Regions from separate parts of the Homo sapiens genome. Here regions 1 and 3 are each linked to region 2. Evidence: chromatin contacts called from ENCODE Hi-C or POLR2A ChIA-PET data. All regions are on one chromosome and are shown on one strand. Each heading gives the region's core, a stretch centred on a gene start or an enhancer-like site at or near the end of the contact. The rest is flanking DNA. Distances are from core to core; before and after follow the strand shown. Region 1 has its middle 74 kb from the start of LINC02397. Region 2 holds the start of LINC02391 (long intergenic non-protein coding RNA 2391). Region 3 has its middle 62 kb from the start of BTG1-DT.

Evidence for each region. Hi-C counts contacts between places; a loop is a spot of excess contacts on that map. ChIA-PET counts read pairs that join two places held with the same protein, here RNA polymerase II (POLR2A). Pooled maps may share reads with other maps.
Region 1: a loop to region 2 is called in a map of GM12878, with 6 times the contacts of the local background. The contact joins the enhancer-like site here to the promoter of LINC02391 in region 2. A Hi-C loop is called at or near these places in 1 of 168 maps with a recorded cell type or tissue (GM12878), 16 of 37 single-sample maps with no recorded cell type and 8 of 50 pooled maps. POLR2A ChIA-PET finds 5 or more read pairs at or near these places in 4 of 52 experiments (MCF 10A, OCI-LY7, T-cell and 1 more).
Region 3: a loop to region 2 is called in a map of CD4-positive, alpha-beta memory T cell, with 1.8 times the contacts of the local background. The contact joins the enhancer-like site here to the promoter of LINC02391 in region 2. A Hi-C loop is called at or near these places in 2 of 168 maps with a recorded cell type or tissue (CD4-positive, alpha-beta memory T cell and naive thymus-derived CD4-positive, alpha-beta T cell), 13 of 37 single-sample maps with no recorded cell type and 11 of 50 pooled maps. POLR2A ChIA-PET finds 5 or more read pairs at or near these places in 9 of 52 experiments (CD4-positive, alpha-beta T cell, CD4-positive, alpha-beta memory T cell, GM12878 and 5 more).

What each region holds. Positions count from the first base shown.
Region 1 is chr12:92,538,817-92,541,790 of GRCh38, forward strand. No RefSeq gene overlaps it. Among named protein-coding and RNA genes, the nearest start is that of LINC02397, 74 kb to the left of the region's middle. RefSeq lists an enhancer at 283-332. Within about 2 kb of position 1,320, at least 19 of the 41 ENCODE cell types and tissues checked have a DNase peak (open chromatin) inside an H3K27ac peak, as active enhancers do; they include GM12878, where a contact is called at or near this core.
Region 2 is chr12:92,362,340-92,365,496 of GRCh38, forward strand. LINC02391 (long intergenic non-protein coding RNA 2391) reads right to left here and starts at 1,493. Exons shown (of 5, transcript XR_007063404.1): 1 at 1,252-1,493. The region is part of intron 1 of LOC105369902 (a long non-coding RNA gene); the gene reads left to right. RefSeq lists enhancers at 476-565, 1,046-1,095.
Region 3 is chr12:92,206,914-92,210,045 of GRCh38, forward strand. No RefSeq gene overlaps it. Among named protein-coding and RNA genes, the nearest start is that of BTG1-DT, 62 kb to the left of the region's middle. RefSeq lists an enhancer at 2,131-2,220. Within about 2 kb of position 1,863, at least 12 of the 41 ENCODE cell types and tissues checked have a DNase peak (open chromatin) inside an H3K27ac peak, as active enhancers do; they include CD4-positive, alpha-beta T cell, GM12878 and OCI-LY7, where a contact is called at or near this core.

The DNA.
Region 1 (2,974 bases), core at 70-2,569, 180 kb after region 2:
CCTGTATTCACTGTTCACTGTACTCTACCCTACAGTGAACAAAAGGTACCTAAGCCAGGACATGCCCCTGAATCTTTTATCCTGATAATCATATTTTCCTAGGCACAAGGCCTGAGAGTTAACAAACCTGATTTTTTGATAGTATTTGTCCTGGAAAATAAAACAAAATGTCTTTCTTTAAGGGATAGTCTTCCTTTTGTCAAAGTGTCAAGGGGGAAAAAAGGGGAAATTTTAAAAGCAGCCTATTTCATTGTCACCACTTCATAAACACTGCACTAAAGGGCAAGAGCCACGCTTTATTCCTCTTGCAAAATCCCAAAGCACCCAGTACAAGGACCTGCACTTAGTAGGCGGACAATTGACATTTGTTAATCAATGTATGAATGATGAGCCAAGTCTCATAGCTTCCATGGAGAATCTTAAATGTCACTCCTTTTGAAATGCGACCATGCTTCTCAACCTACTAAAAATTTCTTAATGAACCACCCACAGACACAGTCTTGTGTGAATATCTCCTGTGTTCCCCAAATCCTTTGTGACCTATGGACACAATTGCTAAACGTGAGTCATGCTTCTATCACTCCCACACAATGGGTATTTTTAATGCTACAGCATTTCCTGAAGTCAAGCGCTCAGGAAATGGTTTTTGCAATAATGACCTCAGCCTCCCCATATTCCCCCCACCCCCCATCACAGAATCCAAGAATAACTGAACAGGTGTCCAAATACCCAGAATTACCCAAGAAACCTCACAACCTGTCTTCTGTTTTCTATCAAAGTCATGAGGTTAACCTCTTGTCCTTTGGAGTTCGAAGGAATGTGTCCAAGAACTGAACACAACCATATCTGTCCTTTATTTATATTGAGACACAGTTTATTTCCAAGACTGTCAATGGTCTCCAGACCCCAGAACTAAATCTGTATACCATCATGGCTAAAAGTATGAGTTCTGGAATTCAAAAGCCTTAGAGACTGAATTCTGACTCTGCCACTAAGTATGTGGCTTCAGCCAAGTCATTTAGCCTTTCAGAGCCTCAATATTCTCACCTGTAAAGTGGAAATAATGGAAGAAACTATTTCTTGGAATGTGTGAAAATCACTCACGTAAACTGCTGATCTCCAGGCCTGATACACAGCAAAATGCCTAGTACTTGCTAATTGTTATTGCGTCAAGTTTCCCCAGATTGAACCTTAGGTCTGGTCAGTTTCTCCTGGACAGCAGTCATTTTGACAGCTTAGGATCTTTAGGTGCCCACATACCTTCAGAACCTCAACCCATTCTTGGGAGCACTGTCTGACCACCCTCTGAGGACCAGAAGCAGGAAGAGAGATCAGATGGTGAGAGGATAAGGACTGTTGATACCCAAGGGAGGTTGTAAAACCACTTGGGCACACCCAAGTTCAAAACAAAGAAGCCATCACACGAGGGTGAGAGAAGAGGTATTTACTCAGTGAGGCCCCTTCCAACCCTCATGGTAAAAGTCTACACTTGTTTAGAAAAGAGTATGTCTGTTTTATGATTTTATTTTTTAAAAAGGGAAACTCAACAACAAAAATGATGATGAAAATGACAATCTGACTATGGAAAACAGGCTCCTGCTATTCTCATCAGACCATCTGACAAACTACCCAAGGGAGTTTCCGAGGCCTCCCAAACAGTAACAGCAGAGCAGCCACTCAAGAGGATGCCCCGGGGAGCCGCCAAACTGCAATTGCCCTGGAAATCAGATTCGAACAGCTCAGACATGAGGGCAAAGGGCGGGATGCATGCATCCCTAAGCACCAGCCCTTCAGCCCAGCAGAGGGGCACAGACAAAGCTGCCCCGGAAGAATTGTTTGGGAGGTGCAGATACAAAGAATAAGATCCTGCTGGCAGCGCTGGGAAACACAGCAGCAGTCGGCACACGCTGGCCCTGGCAGTCAGCAACCGCCTGGCTCAGGCTGAGCAAAACCTTTCTGTGAATATGGCGTGAAAGCAGATCTCTCAGAGGCTCATGCTCCCTGAAGGTGAAAGATCAACAACAAAAAAGGCATTAACCCCTCTCCTAAATGATATTTCATGGCCATCAAAATCCCATCAAAGGAGCAGCTCATGTTCATAAGCCTGGGGGAGATGCTCCCAGCAATTTAGACACATTGGCAGCCCCAGGGAGGAGGACATAGCCTATGGGGACTCTCTATGTGTGAAGGGCAGCAGTTTGCATAACAAATGTTCCATGCACAATCTTGGAACATTGGCATAATTCTTTCTGGACCCAATAATGATAATTACTCTCTGTCCTAATTAAGGAGAAAATAAAGAAGCTAATACTTTTATAAATCAACAAGTAGGATTAGTATGATGTACAAAGCGCCCTTGAGTTTGCTTCAGGAGACTTCCTCCTCTGTGTGACCACAAGTATATCACATCGGCCACCTGGGCTTTTGTTTCCTTATCCATAAATCCTTTCTTTAAGGGGACATCTTATGGGTTCCTTTGAATGCTCCTATCCTAATTTATTCTTCTTTTCCTTTAAAAATGTTTGGTAAAGGCTTAGCATGCATGCAGTAAAATACACAGCATGATGTGTAGTATTCTTACTTAGAATTTTATGCCTTTCAAAGGGCGAAAGATGGTGATCAGGTGATATTGATTCTCTCCTTGTATAGCTTCAAAGATCGTGTTATAGATGAGAAACTAGATATTCAAAGGCACAGAGAACATGTCATCCGTATCACTCAGATTAGAACTTCCAAGTGCTCACTCATGATATGTAGTCTGGTGAGCCAGGCCTCAGAGTGTCCTACTGTGGGCTCATGGAGCAGTTCTTCAGGATGTGGACAACATTGCTTGGACCAGGGACAGGAGAGAAAAAAAAGTGATAGGCTGAGAAGAAATTTTTATGTGACATGCAAATACTTAGAAAAGATGAATGCTAGTACATCGGGAAATTTATAATTTCTTTTGACATTCAGGATTTGCCATAATTTAATA
Region 2 (3,157 bases), core at 243-2,742:
AATTGAGTCTGAAACCTGAATCTCCCACATACGAGTTCTGTGACATTGAGCCAGATCTTAAAGTCTCTAAATTTCTCTTTTGTTTTGTTTTGTTTTGCATGTAGGGAGAGGAGTATATACTTCCTAAGGTTGTGAAAAGGATGGTTCATAATAAAAGTATGTAGCGTTATTGAGTACATACTATGTGTAGGAATGTTACATGAATAAATTTATGAACCTTCATATTAACCCAATCTGGCAAGTACCTGCACTATTATCACTATTCCTATTTAGTATTTAAGAAAACTCAGGTTTGACTGGATTAGGTGACTTGTCCAAAGGGATACAGTTCAGATTTTTTTTGTTTTTGTTTTTGTTTTATGTAGCATAGAGACTTTTTTCAACTTTTAGATTCAGTGGGTATACATGCAGGTTTGTTACCTGGGTATATTTCATGATTAAAGCTGAGGTTTGAACATGGCAGAGTGATTCTAAAGCCCGTGGTTAAAGGACTATGCTGTCATATTGGCATGTAAAGTGCTTATCATAGCTTAGCATAGAGTAAGGCTTCCACATGCAAATCAAAAGAGAAACATTAAACATTAGCTGAAGAGGAAAACCAAATCACCCACCAGGAGGAAATTGACCTGGCCCTTTCTCCCAAGTGTATCACATGATATGATGTGTGCAGGTGTCAGATGATGCTGAGATGGCCGACAGAGCTCAATTCAGAAACAAGTGATGAGCTCCTTAACAAATTCCCTCAGGAGAGAACTGCCTCCCCTCCCCTTTCAAACGAGGCTGACCTTGAAGTTGTGCCTAAATTGCTCACCACAATCTCAGGCTCAACTTGCTAACTCATCTATCCAAAACACATGCATCCCCGACTTCTCCCTATTTCATGGGGTATCAAAAATAGAGACTTGAACCTCATAAAGTTAGTACAGGCCGGGGTGTTCACCATCTTCATAGCTGATTTACAGTTGCTTTATTAAACTGCCTCTGATCTGGTCAGCAGGCTATGAATGTGAACACCTAGTTAGAGCTGACCTTGAATCCCATTGGAACAGTAGACTTCTTTATTACATTTGAAAACCTAAAAATGTTCAAGGGGAGGTGGAAGGGAGGAGAGGCAGGCAGAGGGTGCTAGGTGCTTTGTTCAACCACCATGGTTCCCTCTGTCGAGATGGAAGATGGCTGTTGCTTAAAGCTTCTGCCCATCTTTGTCCTCTGGAAATATTTGTATTATACAAATCAAAGAATGGAACGCACCTGCCTCCTCCTCATTCTTCTCCCCTCCCCGACACTGGAATGAATGCATACTCTTCACACAGGACCCACAGGAAACCTGTTACCCCAAGTAACTGTTGCATTCTCATGTGTTCAGTCACAGGAAGAATTTCAGTTTCTCTCTTCCCCACGATTGGAGATGAGGCTGAGGTCACGGGAGAGAAAGAGCCCTGTCTTGTCTCCCAACAAGAGGGGTCTGTGCAGCTGCTGGGCCCACAGCAGACAGAAGGCACGCGGCAGCTGAGGCTCTTTAGAAGGCTTCCCACCCACTTCCTGAGTCTGGCTTTGATTTCTTAAAGGGCAGATGCACTTATTCCAGAGTCGCTCCCTGATTCAGCTGTCGGGGGGAGGGTGGAATAAAAAGCTAAAGCAACCATTTCCTTTTCTGTAGCTCCTTTGCTTTGTCTCAGATCCTCTTTTCTGAGTTATCTGCTACTAAGTCTGTCTCTCCTTCCGCTCAGAGCAGCAGTGGCTGAGTTTTGTCGAGTGCTAGATAATCACTGATCTTAATTATAAACAGCCTCAGCTCAGAGGAATGGTTTTGATAGGAAAGTCAACACCAGGACGCAAGATGGGTAGGTAGCAAAATGGAACCCAAGCCAGTTTTCCAATAAAAAACAGACAAAATATATTTATAAGTAAGATTCAATTCATCCTCCACGCAGTAGCAGCCTGGAGGCTCCTTGTGAACTGACCTCTGTCTACTGTCCCCTTTAAACTTTTTTTTTTTTGATACGGAGTCTCACTCTGTCGCCCAGGCTGAAGTGCAGTGGTACAATCTCGCCTCCCTACAACCTCCACTTCCTGGGGTCAAGCAATTCTCCCGCCTCGGCCTCCCGAGTAGCTGGGATTACAAGCACGCATCACCACGCCTGGCTAATTTTTTTTGTATTTTTAGTGGAGACGGGGTTTCGCCATGTTAGCCAGGCTGGTCTCGAACTCCTGACCTCAAGTGATCCGCCTGCCTCGGCCCCCCAAAGTGCTGGGATTACAGGCTTGAGCCACCATGCCTGGCCACCCCTTTAAATTTTATGCTTCAGTAATAGTGTTGATTTTACCTCCAAAATACAGAGCTGTTTCATGCTTCTGTGCCTTTGTGGACTCTTCCCTCTGCCAGAAATGCCTTCTTACTGTGTCTTCCTGGAAATATCTTATTTGACTTTTAAAAACTGGTGCAGACATCACCGCTTCATCTCCCTCCAGTGTTTTTCATTTAATTGGTCTGGGATGTGGCCTGAGCCCTGGGAGTTTTAAGTGCTCCCCAGGTGATTCTAATCTGCACCAGAGTTTGCCAATCACTGCTTAAGGCCAGCAGTTTTCAGACTTGAGCAGGCATCAGAAACAGCTGGAGGGCTTGTTAAGGCACAGATTGCAGGGTCCACCCCCTGAGTGTAGAATTCAGTAGCTCTGGAGAATTTGTATTTCTTTCTTATTTTGTTTTCTCTTTTGTTTTGTTTTGTTTTGTTTTGTTTTACTTTTATGTTTTTGGATCTTGTTGCATACCAAGTTTTTTTTGTTGTTGTTTTTTGTTTTTTAAGGGATTTGCTGATGTTTTTACTATTAGTATTCACATTATTTCCTTTTTTAAAAAAATTTATTTAAAACAGACAAAAATTTTATCTATTTATGGTGTACAACAATGTTTTAATATAGGTACACATTGTGGAATGGCTACATCAAGCTAACTAATATACGCATTACCTTACATGCATGTCATTTTATTTTATTTATTTATTTATTTATTTATTTATTTTTTGCAGTGAGAATTTGCCTTTCTAACAAGTTCCCAGATAAGGCTGATTCTGCTGGTCCTGGGATCAGGTTTTGAGAATCAATGCTCTATTCAAACTCGCTAGCTTGCACAGGTTCCTTACATTGCACTTGTCAC
Region 3 (3,132 bases), core at 613-3,112, 160 kb before region 2:
TAATTAATTTGCAAGGAGATACTTTGAAACTATGTAAATATCCTGTTCCTCATTAAAATTTTACCACTAGTTTTAGCATCCATTGATGATTTCTAACTTTGTGGCCGCTTCTCTATATAGTAGTTGACACTGTGCTGTCAGGAAGAGCTGTCCTTTCTCCCTCATTTACTTACTCAACCCTTTGTTCATGGTATTATACAGTGGTGGATTCTCTGAATGTTTGCATTGGTCAAGATGATCCTAATGGACACTAAAGTTTGGAACCACCATTTGAATGAAGAAAGTGATGTCCAAAGAGGTCAATTAACTTATTCAAGGTCATCTAATTAGTGGAGGACTAAACCCCTCTCTCCAAAATTCATGTCTGTATGTTCTTCATGCAGTAATCCCCAGATCTGAAGAGTGGGCACCTATTGATTATCTAAATGTGAATCACCTGAGAAACTTGTTAAAATGCAGCTTCCAGGTCTCATCTCCAGAGATTCTGATTCAATGCCTCCGGTATAAGGCCTTGAGATTTGTATAGAAAAGGGAAACAACTCATAAAGCACTTTTTATCTACTTACCTCAGTACTTTTTAGAAGGTAAATATAAATTGTGATGTTATATCTTTGTTTTTAAGATAGCATGTATAATAAGCACTATCAATTTAATAAGTTATTTTTATATTTATTTGTTTGTTTGTTTATTTATTTATTTTGAGACATTGTCCCACTTTTTCACCCAGGCTAGAATGCAGTGGCACAATCATGGCTCACTGTAGCCTCAACCTCCAGGCTCAAGCAATCCTCCTGCCTCAGCCTCCAGAGTAGCTGCAACTACAGGCACCCTCCACCACACCTGGCTAATTTCTGTATTTTTTGTAGAGATGGGGTTTTGCCATGTTTTCCAGGCAGGTCTTCAACCCTGAGATCAAGCACTCCCAAAATGCTGGGATTTTTATAGGCATGAGCCACCACACCCAGCTTTATTTACTTTTTAACTTTTGTGGAAGGCAATCAACACAGTTACTATCAGAAGATGAGTTCATGCACCTAAAAGGAGGGACAGCAAAGGCATTAAATGCAGCTTTCAGGGAAGTCCTTTGTAAATGCCCTGGAGTAGAAGTCGCGTACTTTAATGTGCATAAAAATTACATTGAGACCTTGTTAAATGCAGATTCTGATTCAGCAAGTCTGGAATGAGTAAGAGTCTGCATTTCTAACAAGTTCCTAGGATCCTACTGTTCTGAGCATGACACTTTGAAAAGCAATGCTTAGGCGGGGCGTGGTGGCTCACGCCTGTAATCCTAGCACTCTGGGAGACAGAGGCAGGCAGATCACGAGGTCAGGAGATGGAGACCATCCTGGCTAACATGGCGAAACCCCGTCTCTACTAAAAATACAAAAAAATAGCCGGGCGTGGTGGCGGGCGCCTGTAGTCCCAGCTACTCGGAAGGCTGAGACAGGAGAATGGGGTGAACCCGGGAGGCGGAGCTTGCAGTGAGCCGAGACCGTGCCACTGCACTCCAGCCTGGGCGACAGAGCAAGACTCCGTCTCAAAAAAAAAAAAAAAAAAAAAAAAGAAAAGAAAAGAAAAGCAATGCTTAGTCAACAGCAGGCATCTTCAGACCTGCTGCCCATTTTTGTAAAGTTTTATTGGAACACCTAGTCGTGTCCGTTTGTTTACATGTTCTCTGTGGCAAAGTTGAGTAGTTGCAACAAAGGCTATTTAGTCCACACATCTTAAATGTTTATTAACTGACCCTTTTGTAGAAAAAGTCTGAAGACCTCTGGTCTAGAGTGATTACTATCACAGAAATCTGCAATCAGAATGTGTTAAGTTTGCGTTTGGACTTTGCCACATTTGTCTTTGTGCCTTGTCAGTCAGCTTCTCTGAATCACAGTTTCCTGTCTGTGGGGAGAGGATAAGAATAGCACATGCTTTATAGAGCTGTTGAAGGATTAAGCAAAACAATACCAGTAAGGAGCTTAGCACACAAATATAAGTGTGCTTCAGATACTTGGGGACCGTGTATAAAGTTTATATCCCAGCCGGGTGCAGTGGTTTATGCCCATAATCTCAGCACTTTGGGAGGTTGAGGTGGGAGGATTACTTGAGCCCAGGAGTTCGAGGTCAGCCTGGGCAACAAGATTCTGTCTCTACAAAATATAAAAAATTAACTGGGTGTCGTTGTGTGCACCTGTAGTCCCAGCTACTCGAGAGGCTGAGGTTGGGGGATCGCTTGTGCCTGGGAGTTTAAGGGTGCAGTGGGCCATGATCGCACCACTCACTATGGCATGGGCATGGGTGACAGCAAGACACTGTCTCAATAAATAAGTAAATAATACAAAATGCAATAAAAGCTGCCTAGAATGCATTTTTTTTTAAAGTCTGCATTCCTAGGCTTCACTTGTGAAGATTCAATTCAGGAGGTCTGGGGTGGGGCCTGAGAATCTGTTTTTGAAACATGTTTTCCAGAAGTTTTTTTTTTGTTTTGTTTTTTTGAGACAGGGTCTCACTGTGTCACCCAGGCTCAAGTGCAGTGAAGTGATCTTGGCTCACTGCAACCTCTGCCTCCTGGGCTCAAGCGATCCTCCCACCTCAGCCTCCTGAGTAGCTGGGTCTACAGGTAGGAGCCACCATGCCTGGCTAATTTTTGTACTTTTTGTAGAGATGGGATTTTGCCATGTTAGCCAGGCTAGTCTTGAACTCCTGGCCTCAAGTGATCCACCCACCTTGGCCTCCCAAAGTGCTGGGATTACAGGTGTGAGCCACTGCACCCGGCCAGAAACATGCTTCCCAGAGGATTCAGATGCAAGTGATCCACAGGGCCAAGTATTGAGGGAAATGTTTAGCAACTTCTCTTGTTCACTTCATGTTCACGCCCCCATCCCATTCTGCTTCCTTCCTTCCACCCTCTCTTCACTATCTGTATCATCCTCAGGAAGGGCTGCTGGGCCTTGCTGCTCTGCATTTCTCTGGCTCCAGGTGCTCCACTCAACCAGCCCTATGCCTAAATTTGTTCTCCAGCTTGTCCGCAGGACTCCAGTTTTAGACTTTGATCCTAAATTAACAATACCTCTGAGTGGACATATTACTTACTTCATGCTCAGAACTGCTTTTGAATGATTAGGTTTTCTCTCCTTTGCA